3 separate regions of the Homo sapiens genome follow, and regions 1 and 2 are each linked to region 3. A link is a contact called in ENCODE Hi-C or POLR2A ChIA-PET data. All regions are on one chromosome and are shown on one strand. The core of a region is the stretch at or near the end of the contact, and the rest is flanking DNA. Distances in the headings are between cores, read along the strand shown.

Region 1 (4,703 bases), core at 728-3,227, 1.1 Mb after region 3:
TGTAATGTTAATATTGATTTATTAATATATATTATCTTTTCATACATTTTCTAAGAAACATTTATATTGATAAGATCTTTTATTTTGCCAAGGGCATAAATTATTGTTTTTCTTTTTTTTTTTTTAATAAATTTCACCAAGTATGGCTCTTCTGTGATGTGTTTTTTTCTCCGTTTGGGAATTTCTAATCCCAGGCACTCCTCAGTCTCATTGTTTCATTACCTATGAGGTTTCATTTACTTCTTTGTAAATGTACTGACTTTTGGAGTTACTTAAGAACCACAGTTCCTAAAACATTTTATTTGGGAGCTCAACTTCTGGCTTCCTACTTACCAAGAGGCAGTAAGTTATAACCTCTGGCCTTTGTCTTTACATTTTCAACTTTCTGGATCCCTAACCTCTGGTCCCAAGTTACTACGCTTGCCTATATCCACTAACCACTCACTAGGTCACAAAGTTGATGGCTCTGGCTTGACCCAGTGAATGAGAAGTGTCCTAGATGTTTTTTTTTTTTTTTTTTTTTCGCAAATCTTCATAGGCACAGTTGCCTGTTTAATTTTTTCTTCAGCCCTTCCCTTAGAGGAGGGAGCCTTAAGTTACCTTTCAAGGTTGGGGGTTAGGAATCTATCATAACTAGTCTAGAGATTTCTCACCAAGGGAAATTTTCCTTATCTAAAAGAGGAACTTCAGGTCTCAACCCTGCCAGTCACACCCAATTAATGTCCTTCACAAAAATAAACAGCATATGTTCCCTTTCAATTTGAGTTCAGTGAGCTCACAGCAAAATTTACCTTTTAATTTTCTTCAGCAAATCCAAGACGAATATACAAAGGATGAGATTAGATAAAGATTTCAGTTTCCCGTATGCCACCGCTGCCGCCAATTTTCCAAAAAAGCCTGGCTCCTCTTTTCCTGTTCCTCCATCCAAGCCCCCAAAGATCTCTAACCAGAAATAAACAGGAAGACTCAGTGATTTACAAAAGACATTTTAGTTTTACACGTACAGAAAATTCTACCCAGCATTACAGAATTCTTAGACTTCTTAAATTCCTGATTTTCCTTGGTATTTACATTTTGATAAGGGAGCCAATGGTTCTTCAAACATTTGAAAAGAACACATACACACTGGACAATTTCAAACGATACAAACAAACGCAACTGTCCTTCTTTCTCATTCCTGTCCTTCAGCCACCCAGTTTCTTCTCCCCTGAGGGAATCAGTTATCATTTGCTGGTCATACTTCCAGATTATACTGTGCCTATGTAAGTGTGTGTGTGTGTGTGTGTGTGTGCACTTTTCATTTTTTCAAATAAAGTATTACTCAACTTTGTAATTCTGCGCGCTCTGGAGGTCAAAGGAGGGATGGCATTGCTGGGGTGTCCCCCACATCCTGAGTGTCTCTAGATAAAAAGGAGCTACCGGGCGGCGGCTGCTTTCCACACAAGCTTAAAATTGCCAAGAGTCAACTGCCAGTTGCTTTGGGTGGTGGCGTCAGAGTGTCTTCAGATAACACGAAGAATGCGTGTAAAGATCGGAGACGGCCGGGCGCGGTGGCTCACGCCTGTAATCCCGGCACTTTGGGAGGCCGAGGCGGGCGGATCACGAGGTCAGAAGTTTGAGACCATCTTGACCAACTTGGTGAAACCTCGGCTCTACTAAAAATACAAAAATTAGCCAAGCGTGGTGACGCGCGCCTGTAATCCTAGCTACTTAGAAGGCTGAGGCAGGAGAATCGCTTGAACACCGGAGGCAGAGCTTGCAGTGAGCCGAGATGGCGCCACTGCACTCCAGCCTGGGTGACAGAGCGAGACTCCATCTCAAAAAAAAAAAAAAAAGGACCGGAAACAAGGGCTCTCAGCTGCGAATTCACCTTTTCTTTGTGTCCGAGCCCCGCCTACCGGGTAACTGGAGAGTATCAGGACTGGGTGCTACCAAGCGCCTCACAGCAGCCCCCAGCCGACACCAACATCCCAACCCTGGGCGACCCGCGGCTGCGCAGGCGCGGATGCATGTTTAGGGGGCTGCGCTAGTCAGTGCGCATGCGCCGTCGCTAGGCAACAGGACACAGCTCCGGGCGCCGGCGTAGAATCTGAGCTGCAGGTGAGGGTTAGTTCCTTTATTCGGCCTCTGCGTTCTCTTAGGATGTTACATTTTGTTTCCTTTTTCAGCCTGTCTACCCTGGTCACACCCTGCTTCGAGTTTCTCTTCCTCCTTTGCCCCCGGTTTGGGCTCTGACTGGTGGAATTGTTCCAGGAAGTTGACAAAACATCCTAGGCTTTTGTAATCACCTGTTAACCTTTCCCAGCTCTGGATCAGAAGCAGCAACTTCCATGAGTTGTGACGCAGAGCAGACAATTCTATTAGCTGGTGTTAGTTTCCAATGGTATAGCCCCTTGGAACTTTTCTCCAAAGAATCGTGGCCCTCACCGTCCGCAGTGCCTGACATTAGGATCTCTACTCAGCCAGAAAAATAAATCCACCCCCGTGCCTTTGTCAAAGACAAAGCAGGACAGTAAAGCGGTTGAGACAGGTTTTAACCAGTAATATACTAATGGAATAAGGAGGAGTCCAGCACGAACTGAACTCAACTTTGATTTGTACAAATGTTACTCAGACTTTAAAGGAAAAATGGGGAAATAGGGAAGGGGAGAGGAATGAGGGGGCGCTCAGAAGAGTGAGGGAAGTGAAAGATTACAAAAAGTGCGAAGTAGGGGTTAGTCCATGTGAAACCCATCTGGGTTTGTTAAAGGGTGTTTCTGGAAGTTAGGCTTTTATCCTCCTACAGATGCTGGGAGATAGGAGCCATATCTTAAGGTGTTGGCTGGAACAGTAAATTCCTTTGGCAGCCTGAGTTTTTTTAGGCAGGCCCTTTAAAGCGGGGCTGGAGTCATCCTAGAGATGCTACCTTGAACTGTTAGAGACTGTGTTAGAGTTTTGTTCAAGTCTGTTGAGGCCTAGTCCACAAATGGCTCAGAGGAACCTGGCTAGAGTTTGGTCAAGGAGAGAATTTTTGTTACTCCGCATATTCTGCACATTATTCTGTGTGAGGTGTTGTATTTTACGTACCCTGAAGTTTGAATTATTGCATATATGTTGGAAAAGAACTGAATTCTCAGTACATATTATTTATATCCTTATTTATTTTAAACAATTTAGGTTTATTTACAAACAAGTTTCATATAATGTTATAGAACCTGCAAATACAGATGCTCTCTATAGGCCAAATTGTTTCACAGCACCTTCCAAAGAGGCAGTCAGTCATTTGCTAAGGTTAAGGTTGAAGCTGTATAGGAGGTGATGCCCAATTCCTCAAAGAAAACAATAAACAGAAGAACTAGCACATGTGTGTCTTAATTTTTGTGTGTTTCAAATGTAGAAAAGAATTATTGGTCTTTAACTCATTTGATAGCCTAAATTTAATGTATTTTTACGTTATACCATATTTAAAAAGTAAAGCTGTGGGAGTGTTCCCTTTGGCAGTGCATATTCTAAAATTGGAACAATACAGAGAAGATTAGCATGGTACTAGCAAACCAAATTCAACAGTATGTTACAAGGATTATACACCATGATCAAGTGGGATTTATTACTGAGATGCAACATATAAAAATCAATCAATATAATATGCCACATTAACAGAATGAAGGACAAAAACCACATGATCATCTCAACTGATGTAGAAAAGTTAGTTGACAAGATTTGACACCTTTTCACGATAGAAACACTCAACAAACTAGAAACAGAAGGAACCTACCTCAAGATAATAATAAGGACCATCTATGAATAGCTTGTATCGGCCAGGCAAGGTGGCTCACGCCTGTAATCCTAACACTTTGGGAGGCCGAGGTGGGTGGATCACCTGAGGTCAGGAGTTTGAGACCAGCCTGGACAACATGGCGAAACCTCATCTCTACTAAAAATACAAAAATTAGCCAGGCGTGGTGGCACATGCCTGTAGTTCCAGCTACTCAGGAGGCTGAGGCAGGAGAATTGCTTGAACCCAGGAGGCAGAGGCTGTAGTGAGCCAAGATCGTGCCACTGCACTCCAGCCTGGGTGACAGAGCAAGACTCCATCTCCAAATAAAGAAAGAAACAAAGAAAGAAAAGAAAAGCTTATATTTAACTTCATACTCAATGGTGAAAGACTAAAATCTCTTTTTCTAAGATCAGGAAAAAAGCATGGATGCCCACTTTCACCACTTTGATTCAACATAGTATTGGAAGTAGTGGCCAGAGCAATAAGACAAGAAAAAGAAATAAAAGGCATTGTGTTGCAGGAAGTCAGGGACCCCAAATGGAGGGACCAGCTGGAGCTGAGGCAGAAGAACATAAATTATGAGGATTTCATGGACATTTATCAATTCCCAAAATTAATACTTTTAAAGTTTCTTACGCCTGTCTTTACTGCAATCTTTGAACATAAATTGTGAAGATTTCATGGACATTTATCACTTCCCTAATAATACTCTTATAATTTCTTATGTCTGTCTTTACTTTAATCTCTTAATCCTGTTATCTTTGTAAGCTGAGAATGTACGTCACCTCAGGACCACTATTGTACAAATTGATTGTAGAACATGTGTGTTTGAACAATATGAAATCTGATTGTAAAACAGGTGTGTTTGAACAATATGAAATCAGTGCACCCTGAAAAAGAACAGAATAACAGTGATTTTCAGGGAACAAGGGAAGATAACCATAGG
Region 2 (4,637 bases), core at 728-3,227, 1.3 Mb before region 3:
AAACTAAGTGTCCCTCAGTGGGTAAATTAATCCAGAAGGTATGGATATATATGTACACACCATACTTTCTGTATGTATATATACTTTCTATATGTATGTGTGTATATATATATACACACACACATACATACACACACAATGAAATAGTATTCAGGTTTAAAAAAGAAAGAAATCCTGTGATTTGTGACAACATGGATGAACCTGGAAGACAAATACCTCAGTACCCCACTTATATGTGGAATCTAAAAAAATTGAACTCATTGGAGCATAGAATGGTGCCTACTTGCAGGTTGGAGAGATGGTCAAAGAACATAAAATTTCAGTTAGGAGGAATAAGTTCAAGAGGTGTATTGTACAACATGGTGACTATATTAATAATCATGTGTCTTATTTTGAAAATTGCTGAGAGTGGATTTTAGTGCTCCCACCACACAAATGGTATGTGAGGTAATGTATATGTTAGCTTAGTTGAGTCATTCTGCAATGAATATGTATTTCAAAACAACATGTTGTACATAATAAATACACAAGATGTTGTCTATGTTAAAAACCCATCGGACTGGAAATAGTTCCTTTCACTGAAACTCTTCAGATCATTTTGTTTGAGGGTGTTTTCCTTTGATCTCCAGCCTTTTATTGTTGATGTTTTGGTTGTTGATTGTAGCAATTCATTTTCTCAAAGCTGCCCCTTTTTCAATCTTGAAATCTGATCGGATAAAACGAAGGAGGGAAAAGGAAAGAGTAAGAGGTAAGGAGGTCAAGAGGATAAATGAAGTGGGATCAGGCTGGGAGGGAATCTGGATGGCTGTTATTCTGCAGGTTAGCATGCTAAGGGCTGTTTTGTGGCTTGAACTGAACAACTGGCACCTCTGGAAACCTGGTCTATGTTGTGTGTGTGTGTGTGTGTGTGTGTGTGTGCGTGTGTACACTCAGAATTCAATGTTAGTTTCTTCCTACCTTACTAGTATTCAGGGTTGCCTTTATTAACCACTAGTGGAATCAAATGACACATTCACAGTATCTTGTCTATGTGGTTCCAAAGTCAGCAAGACTGATCTTACATTTTTTGACATTGCTATTCAGGTCACTTCAACCTAAAGAAACTGAGTCTACCACTGCCTCTCTGGCAGAGAAATCATGTGCTCTCTCTAACCCAGGTCTTTAGATGTAAAAGAACTGGTAACTGGGAGGTCAAGGGCTCAATCTGTTTTTGTTTCTTGGTAAGTCTAAAAGGTTTATTGTCTAGTGTCTGCACAAACCCGGGGGTGGGGAGGGTTGGGATTATGAGTGGAGAGAGTGATTCAGTACCCTCTTTTTTTTTTTTTTTTTTTTGAGACAGAGTCTCACTCTGTTGCCCAGGCTGGAGGGCAGTGGTGCGATCTCAGCTCACTGCAACGTCCACCTCCTGGGTTCAAGCGATTCTTGTGCCTCAGCCTCCCAAGTACAGGTGCCCACCACTATGCCCAGTTAATTTTTGTATTTTTAGTAGAGACAGGGTTTCACCATGTTGGCCAGGCTGGTCTCGAACTCCTGACCCAAGTGATTCACCTGCCTTGGCCTCCCAAAGTGCTGGGATTACAGGTGTGAGCCACCATGCCCAGCCTCAGTGCCCTCTTGATTTCTGAATTTTTATGTTATGGGGGTTGCCTCTTTCTGTCCCTATGACATGGCTCTTGGGGTGTAGGTGTGATGTGAATGCTCTGTAGCGTCCCTTGGGCATCTGGCTAGGGTTTTGCCTGACAGCCATGAAAGCATGCTAGCTGCATGAAGTCCTCATCTGTTCCTTCCATTCTTATCCTTTCCGAGGGAAGGAATGAAGGAAGGACTGAGGGGGAAAGTCCCTGGAGTCAGGCTGTGGCCTTTCTCCCCCAGCTTCCCCCTTGCCTTTTGTCTTAGCCAGAGTCAAGCTACTAGTCTGCAAGTTGTTCTGCAGATGGCTCAGCAGCAGACATCCAGCTGGGCTGACTTCACCCACAGAGTGTCTGTGTTTGTGTTTGACAGCCAAGACAGGGAGCAGGAAAGCTGTTTTCATTGGGATCAGGCTTGGTTGTTTCTCCAAAGGCAGTGGGTTGAACGGCTCTGCTGCTTTCTGGAGCCGTGAGGCCATGAAGAGAAGTTTGGATGAAGGACAGATGTATTATCTAGGAAGGAGTCCTGGCTCTTCTTCCAAAACATGTTCAGTCATTGCCTGTTCCAGCAAATGAAACGAGTCCCCCAAGCTGTGTTTATGTAGAGACCATTCCTGGGAGAGGGAAAAAAACCTCTGACATTAATCCTCCTTTGCTCCGAAGCAAGTAACAGGTGTCAGTTGATACCCATTTTATTTTATTTTTGAGACAGTCAAAGTCTGTCACCAAGGCTGGAGTGCAGTGGCGTGATCATGGCTCACTGTAACCTCAGCCTCCCAGGTTCATGTGATTCTCGTGGCTCAGTCTCCTGAGTAGCTGGAATTACAGGCATGTGCCACCACACCCAGCTAATTTTTCTATTTTTAGCAGAGATGTGGTTTTGCCATGTTGACCAGGCTGGTCTCGAACTCCTGGCCTTAAGTGATCCTCCTGCCTCAGCCTCCCAAAGTGTTGGGATTACAGGTGTAAGTCACTGTACCCGGCCGATACCCATTTTATAGATGAGGAAATAGAGGCATTGAGGAGTGAAGCAAGTCAGTGCTTCTCAAATTTAAACGTATTCATGAAATGCCTAGGAATTTTGTTAAGATGTAGCAGTCTGACCAACATGGTGAAGCCCTGTTTCTACTAAAAAAAAAAAAATTACAAAATTAGCTGGGCATGGTAGCTCATGCCTATCATCCCCGCTACTTGGGAGGCTGAGGCAGGAGAATCGCCTGAACCTGGGAGGTGGAGGTTGCAGTGAGCCGTTATTGCGCCATTGCACTCCAGCCTGGGCAACAACAGCAAAACTCTGTCTAAAAAAAAAAAAAAAAAAAAAAAGCAGCAGTCTGGAGGGAGGTCTGGGACTCTCTTTCTTTCTTTTTTTTTTTTTTTGAGATGGAGTCTCGCTCTGTTGCCCAGGCTGGAGTGCAGTGGCGCCATGTCCCCTCACTGCCTCACTGCAAGCTCCGCCTCCTGGGTTCACGCCATTCTCCTGCCTCAGCCTCCCGAGTAGCTGGGACTCCAGGCGTCCGCCACCACGCCCGGCTAATTTTTTTGTATTTTTAGTAGAGGCGGGGTTTCACTGTGTTCGCCAGGATGGTCTCAATCTCCTGACCTCATGACCGCCCACCTCAGCCTCCCAAAGCGCTGGGATTACAGGCATGAGCCACCACGCCCGGCCTGCCTGCGACTCTATTTCTAACATGCTCCATGGTGGTACTGATGCTGCCAATCTGTGACCCATATTGGGAGTTTCTAAGATGTGGATCATCTAGGCACACAGTGCATTAGTGAGCAATGTATTAGATAACAGTACTTCCCCATAGCCTCAGGAAGCAGAACCATGTTGTTTTCTCCGTGAGGCTATATCTAAATTGTTTCAGAACAGTTAACCTATGAAGCATACCATTTACTGGTTGTTCTGACTATATGGCATAAAACAACCAGAGTGACAGGTTTGAGTTTTAGCAGAATTAGCAAGTTAGACTGGTTTCACGCACCCATAATGATAGCCTGCTTTAGATAGCAGAGGCATAAGAAATGGTATCCAAGCATCAGAAACTCAGCAGTGCTTAGAACAGAAGGCACATACCAGCTTATAAATTCTTGTTTCATTCCAACTAAAGCCCATAAATTGTGTGTGTGTGTTTGTGTTTGTAGGTCCAATGTTACTCTGTTTCTAACTGCACTTCTGTTGTCTATTTCCTTATAACATGTAATCGGAGAAGAGCTGGCAAAAGGCAATCTTTCCCATGTGCTCCTACTCACAAAGATTTCACAATTTGATGATGACTCACACATCTGCATGGAAAAATATGCTACTACCCTCAGCTGCAGTAGTTTATGCCTTTCGCTCATCTAGAATGATTACCCAGAAGTATGTAATAGTCACCTAATGGGGAGCAGGTGTGAGAAGAAACAGTCATTTTGAACAAAGGGAATGGACGTACATTGCAGCATGAAGGATTTAGGTTAGACATCCACTCGCGGGGAGAATTCTCTTCTGTCAGCAAGAGCAGTGAAACACTGGGATACGGGATGAAAGCAGAGTTGTGGCACATTCTCAGGGCATTTGAAAAGAAAAGGCCAGGTGGTTTGATTTCAATGCTTTCTGAACTGCTCCTCTCAGAGGGAGGCGAATGAATTCTGTGATGGCTGAGGATCATTTTCAGTTCTGTGATTCATGAGCTCCGAGTTCTGGGGACATCTGATTAAAAACCAAGTCAAAGAGCCGCATATTCCAGAGGTCCTTTCTGATCATCCTGATTGATACCGGGATTTCATTTTTGGCATGGTGAGGGTGGCCAATAAGTATTTGTTAAGACCAATTTTGTATAATGTCTTTTTCTTTGGATGATTTTTTACCTGCATCTTCAATGGTCATAGAAATGGTCTTTCCTAGGGGTTTAAAACGTATTGCAAGTAGAGTATCATCTGGAATACTCAAGAGATCCAAAAAGCCATCAGACATTCTTTCTCTCCGTATTATTTGGAATCGTCCAACTTTTAACAGGCTGTACAATT
Region 3 (5,004 bases), core at 1,732-4,231:
TATAATCCTCTTATGGTCTTCTTTCATCTTGCTCAATAATTATTTTTTTATTTGTCTCATTTCCTCTACCCTTGTACTTGAGGCCACAGTCTTGGTCTTTGTGGTGCATGTAGTCTGACAAGAAATTTTTTTTGGAGTTCAAATTTATTTACACGATAAAGTTACACAAAAAATTAAATTTTGTAAAGTTAGGTATTTAATAAATGATCTCAAAAATAGGTCCTTGTAACTCTAGGATATATGTAGCCAAACGTATGGATCTTAATCCCTGCATGGCACTTAGTACAGTTCCTTTAACACAACAAGTACTCAATAAAAAAAGCTGTGCATAAACCAATGGGGTCTGGGAAAAATGTATTTGGATATGCAATAAAAATACTTAATATGTCCAATATCCACCATCAGGTTATGATTCCAAACGAAGTAACATGGTGGTGGTTTTTGCAAACTGATAACCTGTAAGTCAAAACCAGCCAAACTGTTTTGTTTGGATGGCTCGGGTGGGGATGGAGGGTTGTTTACAATTTTAATTTGAATGTCTTCTGTCTGGGCAAATATACTTTGAATTGCCACAGGCCCTACCACTTCCTATTATCTTACACTAATCTGACTTACACATTTATGCTATCTATAGGTCTAAAAATGGGAGTTCTGAAAGGTGACAGATAATTGCTCCCAATCATTTCTGCTTTTTGAGTCTTGGCTACTGTTATGGCCTTGAGTCTCCCCAAAAGTTATATGTTAAAGGTGTAACCCCTAGTACTTCAGAAAGTAACCCTATTTGGAGATAAGGTGTTTGAAGAGGTAATTAAGCTAAAATGAGGTCTTTAACACGGGCCTAAATCCAGTAGGGTTGGTGTGCTTACAAGGAAAGAAAATTTGGACACAGGTGTGCACACACATGGAGAAAACAGCACATGAAGACAAAGAGATGAGACAGTGATCTGAGTCAAGGACAGAGACCTCAGAAAGAAACCAACCCTGCTGATACCTTGATCTTGAACTTCTAGCCTCCAGAATTGTGAGAAAATAACTTTCTGTTGTTTAAGCCACCTAGTCTGTGGCATTTTGTTATGTTTGCTCTAGCAAACTAATATGGATCTCAACTATATTTAGTATTAATCTTGGCAGTTTTACATCAAAACTTATTTGTTCAAGTCTGTCTGCCAGGTACATGGTGAACACAATTCTGAGTAGTTTAGGGTTTAGATGATGCAAGTTATATGTAAGATATATTCATAAACATAAATAAGAAACATTATAAAGAATACAAAAAAATGCCAAATAAAGACTATTATAGGCATTCAGGAGGGAGAGAGGTGACTATGGACTAGGTCACAAAAGATTCACAATTTGACCTGGGTCTTAAAAGCGTAAGTAGGATTCAGCCAAGCTGAGGAGAGAGGACATCAAGGAGATAACAGTGAACAATGCCAAATACATGTCTACTACCGGAGGAAATTTATTTTTCTCCTTTTAAGTACCTCTATGTTCAAGTTTCTTTTCTGTGCTTTCTAACCTCTAAGATCACTATATATTTTTAAATGAATGGTGTAAGTCCTTACAAAATTTAGGCATTTTTTTTTCTTGTCAGATAAATAACAGTTCAACTGACTTTGTTCAGTACAACACTGACATCCAAAGGATACTCGGGTTCATCTGAAGGCCTCTTGGGCTTCTGCTGAGTTGGTTTGATTTTCAAATGGTCTATGTAGGCAGTAAGCTGCTCATGGAACATTCTCTTTTGAAACCCTGGGCATTTTTTGATCTCTTACCCATTTATCAAATCTCATCACATTAAATGGCTCCACAATGCAGGTGGCCTGTGTTTTCCTAAGTGCCTCCTCTTCTTAAGAATGTATTACTCAGTTCATTAATGTTTCATACTTAAGTATTCTGTGTATTTAATTTTTTATTTAATGAAATTTCTAACCTTCAGGCTGACGAATTATTCAGAATGTTTCATCCAAGCTGTTGGAAAAGTGCTCATTAGCAGGGAGTTTTGAAGATGGAATTTTAAGAAAGGGGTTGGCAGGATCCCAAACACATATAGATCTAAGCTTTCATAAATGCTTCCCTACCTTAGCTATGGAGGAAGAAATTGTTGATAAGCAGATAAGTTTTGCTTTAGTTTTTACATTTTAGTGACAATAACAATGATTTCTGTGGTCTGATAAAAGATGTTCGTTTAAAGAGTTATCTGCAGAAAGCTGTGTGGTCACTAATGTTTACTTTCATTGACAAATGAGATCGTCTTGTGTGGGACTATCATCATCAAATGAGACACAACTGAAACTAAAGCAGCCATGCTTACCATTCGGTTTAAAATTTTTAAAATTAAAATAATGCTCCTAACGAAAGGAGTCTCAGCTGAATTAGTTTGAGTGTTGGCATGGACTGGGCTCAAATCACCTGCTCATCTTTAACACCTGCCTTCAGATTTATGGGCGATTAAGAACTTAAGTCTGAGAACCTATGAGACTGTCACAGAAAATAAAATTTCAGTTCTTCGTCCATTAACTGGTTCAGATGAAATTTGGGGTCAGAAACAACCAGAACGTTAAATTTCATTGTAAACTTAAATCGCATTCAATGGTTAAAGACTACAAAATGTATGTAGTGCAGTTAAAAAACCTCACACAGCAAGAGGTTATTGAATGTTTAAAGATCCAAAATTTCAACTTTTTGTGGTTAAGTACAGTTATGTTGGGTAACAAAGTTGACAGCAGGTTTCTGTTACCCCCCTGTTGGAGGAGGAGGAGGCGCTACCACACGCTTACCTTAGGGAAATAACGTGCACTTTATAACCGTTCAGGTAAATCGTTGGGTGAGAAAGAAGAATAAAGGACACAGCCGGTGGAGGGACCCCAGCACACAGTCCCGTGGGTGCTCCGGAGGAAACGGCCGCAGCCCCAAATCTCCTAGTCTCTCTAGCAGGGAGTTTTCCCGCGGAGTCTCGCCTGGCGGCCGGAAGCCACCTCAAGCCGCCCACCCGGAAGCCGTCGTCTTGGCAACTGGGTATCGTCCCACCCCCTTTTCTTAGCAACGCCTATCGCCTTAGACGTCTGAGGTCAGCCGAGCCTCGATTGGTTCCTCTGTCTTTCACTCTGGGAGACGTTTGAGACCCAGCGTCTCTAGATCTCGTATTTGAATTTGTGGCGCTTGGTGTCCGCGAGTTGCCGAATGAAGCTGAGCGTCTCAGTGGAACCAGGGATCTCAGGGGTGAGCGACCGCGAGGGGAGAGCGACGAAAAGGGCGGCCGGAGCTGGAGGGGCGCGGAGTTAAACAAAAAAGGGCGGCCGGAGCTGCAGGGGCGCCGAGTTAAACACGTCATTTCCAGATGGGGGGCTTCAGGCGAGCTGCTTAGCTCCCCTGAGGCAGGCCCTCCGTCTGTTCGCCTTTTCGTAGCCTCTGAGTTTTTCCCTCACGTCGTTTTCCGGCAGTCCCAGAGACGCCACGCCTGCCCCCGTTCTGTTGCCCCTGATGGAAGGCTCCTCTTAACGCTACCTTCCCTCTTTCACAAAATGTCTCTCAGCTTCCTTATTTCGACGTGCTTACACCTCCCCCAAGTATAATTCACTCCCCACTGATGTCTTTGGTAGTTTCATCCTCGTCTTCATCACTAATACTATGAGACACGGGGTGCGTGCACTTGACGATGTAGAAAAATGGTTTTCGCGCAACCTGGTGAGCGTCCCACACCTCACAAATTGAATCCAAAAAATTCCTTATTCATAAAAGATGCTGCTGTCCTACTCTTCCCGACCGGGAATATCATGACGTGGAAAGCAGCAAGTGACAGCGTTTTATAAAGCGCTACAAAAGTAAGCTATTGATGCGTTCACATCGGAAACATAATTGTTTTGTTTTCGGTCGGACCCTCTGGATCCATAGGTTTCGTATTGGGTTTATGGATACTGTTCAGACTTTGAAATGAATAATGCCAAAAGTTACGTTGGAGGACAAACTGAGGATTGATCCCAAGCACAAAAGTAACCACTGATTAAAACCTTCTCTTCATTAACCTTTAGCTTCTTTGTCTATTGTGATACTTCTCCCACCCCGGTGGATTTAATTTCCATTGAGATTTATGAACATTTTAGGAGTTTACAGTCTAAATAGACAGCTTTCCCCACCTCTCCTGTATATGACCATGAAAATCCTCTATTAACTTTCCAGTTTGATAATGCAGTATGAGCTTCTATATGCTTAGCCTCTAGAACAGAGATTCTTTTGGGGGTGGGGGGTCTTAGTCCTGTTTAAGACCCAGAGGAAAACCTTGGAGCTTTTCTCCAGAATATGACACATACACACAAAATTTTGTATTAGTTTTAGAGAGTTGTATTTTGTTTTAGTAGAAAAGAGATCTGACTTTGTTGCTCAGACTGATCTCCAGTGTCAGCCTCCCAAAGGGTTGGGATTACAAGCGTGAGCCGCCGAGCCCAACCCTGTTTTAGGGAGTTTTAGATTCTGTTTTGAAATGTGGATATTAGTGGGACCCCAGTCCAATTCTACACGTTTATTTATATATATACACACACGTATGTCTATATATATAATTATATATATTTACATAATATATATCTATGTATATAATTTTTTTAAGTAGAAATAAGCAGCGAAACAGTGTTTTAACTTCTACCGAATGGCTGTCATTTCTTAGTTTTAAGACTTGTAGTTCGGAGGGAGGTGGAATGAGAAGGCTGAAAATTTTACATGAGCTCTGATTTAAGGATATTAGAAAAGTCATTTCTAAGTGTGGCGGTCCACGCCTGTAATCCCAACCAACACTTTGGGAGGCTGAGGTGGAAAGACTGCTTCAGCCCAGGAGTTCGAGACCAACCCAGGAGTTCAAGACGATAGTCGGACCCCATCTCTACAAAAAAATTTTAAAATTAGCCAGCCGTGGTGGTGTTCGCCTTGCTCCCAGCTACTCAGGAGGCTGAGGTGGGAGGATCACTTGGGCCGGGGAATTCCAGGCTGCAGTGGCCAATGATCGTGCCT

What was found. A loop is a pair of places that touch in the nucleus more often than their neighbours do. ChIA-PET counts read pairs that join two places held with the same protein, here RNA polymerase II (POLR2A). Pooled maps may share reads with other maps.
Region 1: a map of B cell shows a loop between it and region 3 (9-fold over the local background). The contact joins the promoter of TAT-AS1 here to the promoter of ZFHX3-AS1 in region 3. A Hi-C loop is called at or near these places in 4 of 168 maps with a recorded cell type or tissue (B cell, CD4-positive, alpha-beta T cell, CD8-positive, alpha-beta T cell and 1 more) and 8 of 50 pooled maps. POLR2A ChIA-PET finds 5 or more read pairs at or near these places in 2 of 52 experiments (activated CD8-positive, alpha-beta memory T cell and activated naive CD4-positive, alpha-beta T cell).
Region 2: a map of CD8-positive, alpha-beta T cell shows a loop between it and region 3 (11-fold over the local background). The contact joins the enhancer-like site here to the promoter of ZFHX3-AS1 in region 3. A Hi-C loop is called at or near these places in 1 of 168 maps with a recorded cell type or tissue (CD8-positive, alpha-beta T cell), 3 of 37 single-sample maps with no recorded cell type and 5 of 50 pooled maps.

What each region holds. Positions count from the first base shown.
Region 1 is chr16:71,562,290-71,566,992 of GRCh38, reverse strand. TAT-AS1 (TAT antisense RNA 1) reads right to left here and starts at 1,977. Exons shown (of 3, transcript NR_103852.1): 1 at 1,871-1,977; 2 at 792-942. TAT (tyrosine aminotransferase) reads left to right here. Exons shown (of 12, transcript NM_000353.3): 12 at 1-1,333. LOC124903710 (a long non-coding RNA gene) reads left to right here and starts at 2,053. Exons shown (of 2, transcript XR_007065106.1): 1 at 2,053-2,100; 2 at 2,169-3,340. It also overlaps the pseudogene RNU6-1061P. RefSeq lists an enhancer at 1,026-1,557.
Region 2 is chr16:73,949,076-73,953,712 of GRCh38, reverse strand. No RefSeq gene overlaps it. Among named protein-coding and RNA genes, the nearest start is that of PSMD7-DT, 260 kb to the left of the region's middle. Within about 2 kb of position 1,977, at least 5 of the 41 ENCODE cell types and tissues checked have a DNase peak (open chromatin) inside an H3K27ac peak, as active enhancers do.
Region 3 is chr16:72,663,110-72,668,113 of GRCh38, reverse strand. It overlaps ZFHX3-AS1 (ZFHX3 antisense RNA 1), which reads right to left and starts at 2,981. Exons shown (of 4, transcript NR_171704.1): 1 at 2,781-2,981. It overlaps LINC01572 (long intergenic non-protein coding RNA 1572), which reads left to right and starts at 3,144. Exons shown (of 14, transcript NR_126330.2): 1 at 3,144-3,222. RefSeq lists enhancers at 3,183-3,242, 3,283-3,402.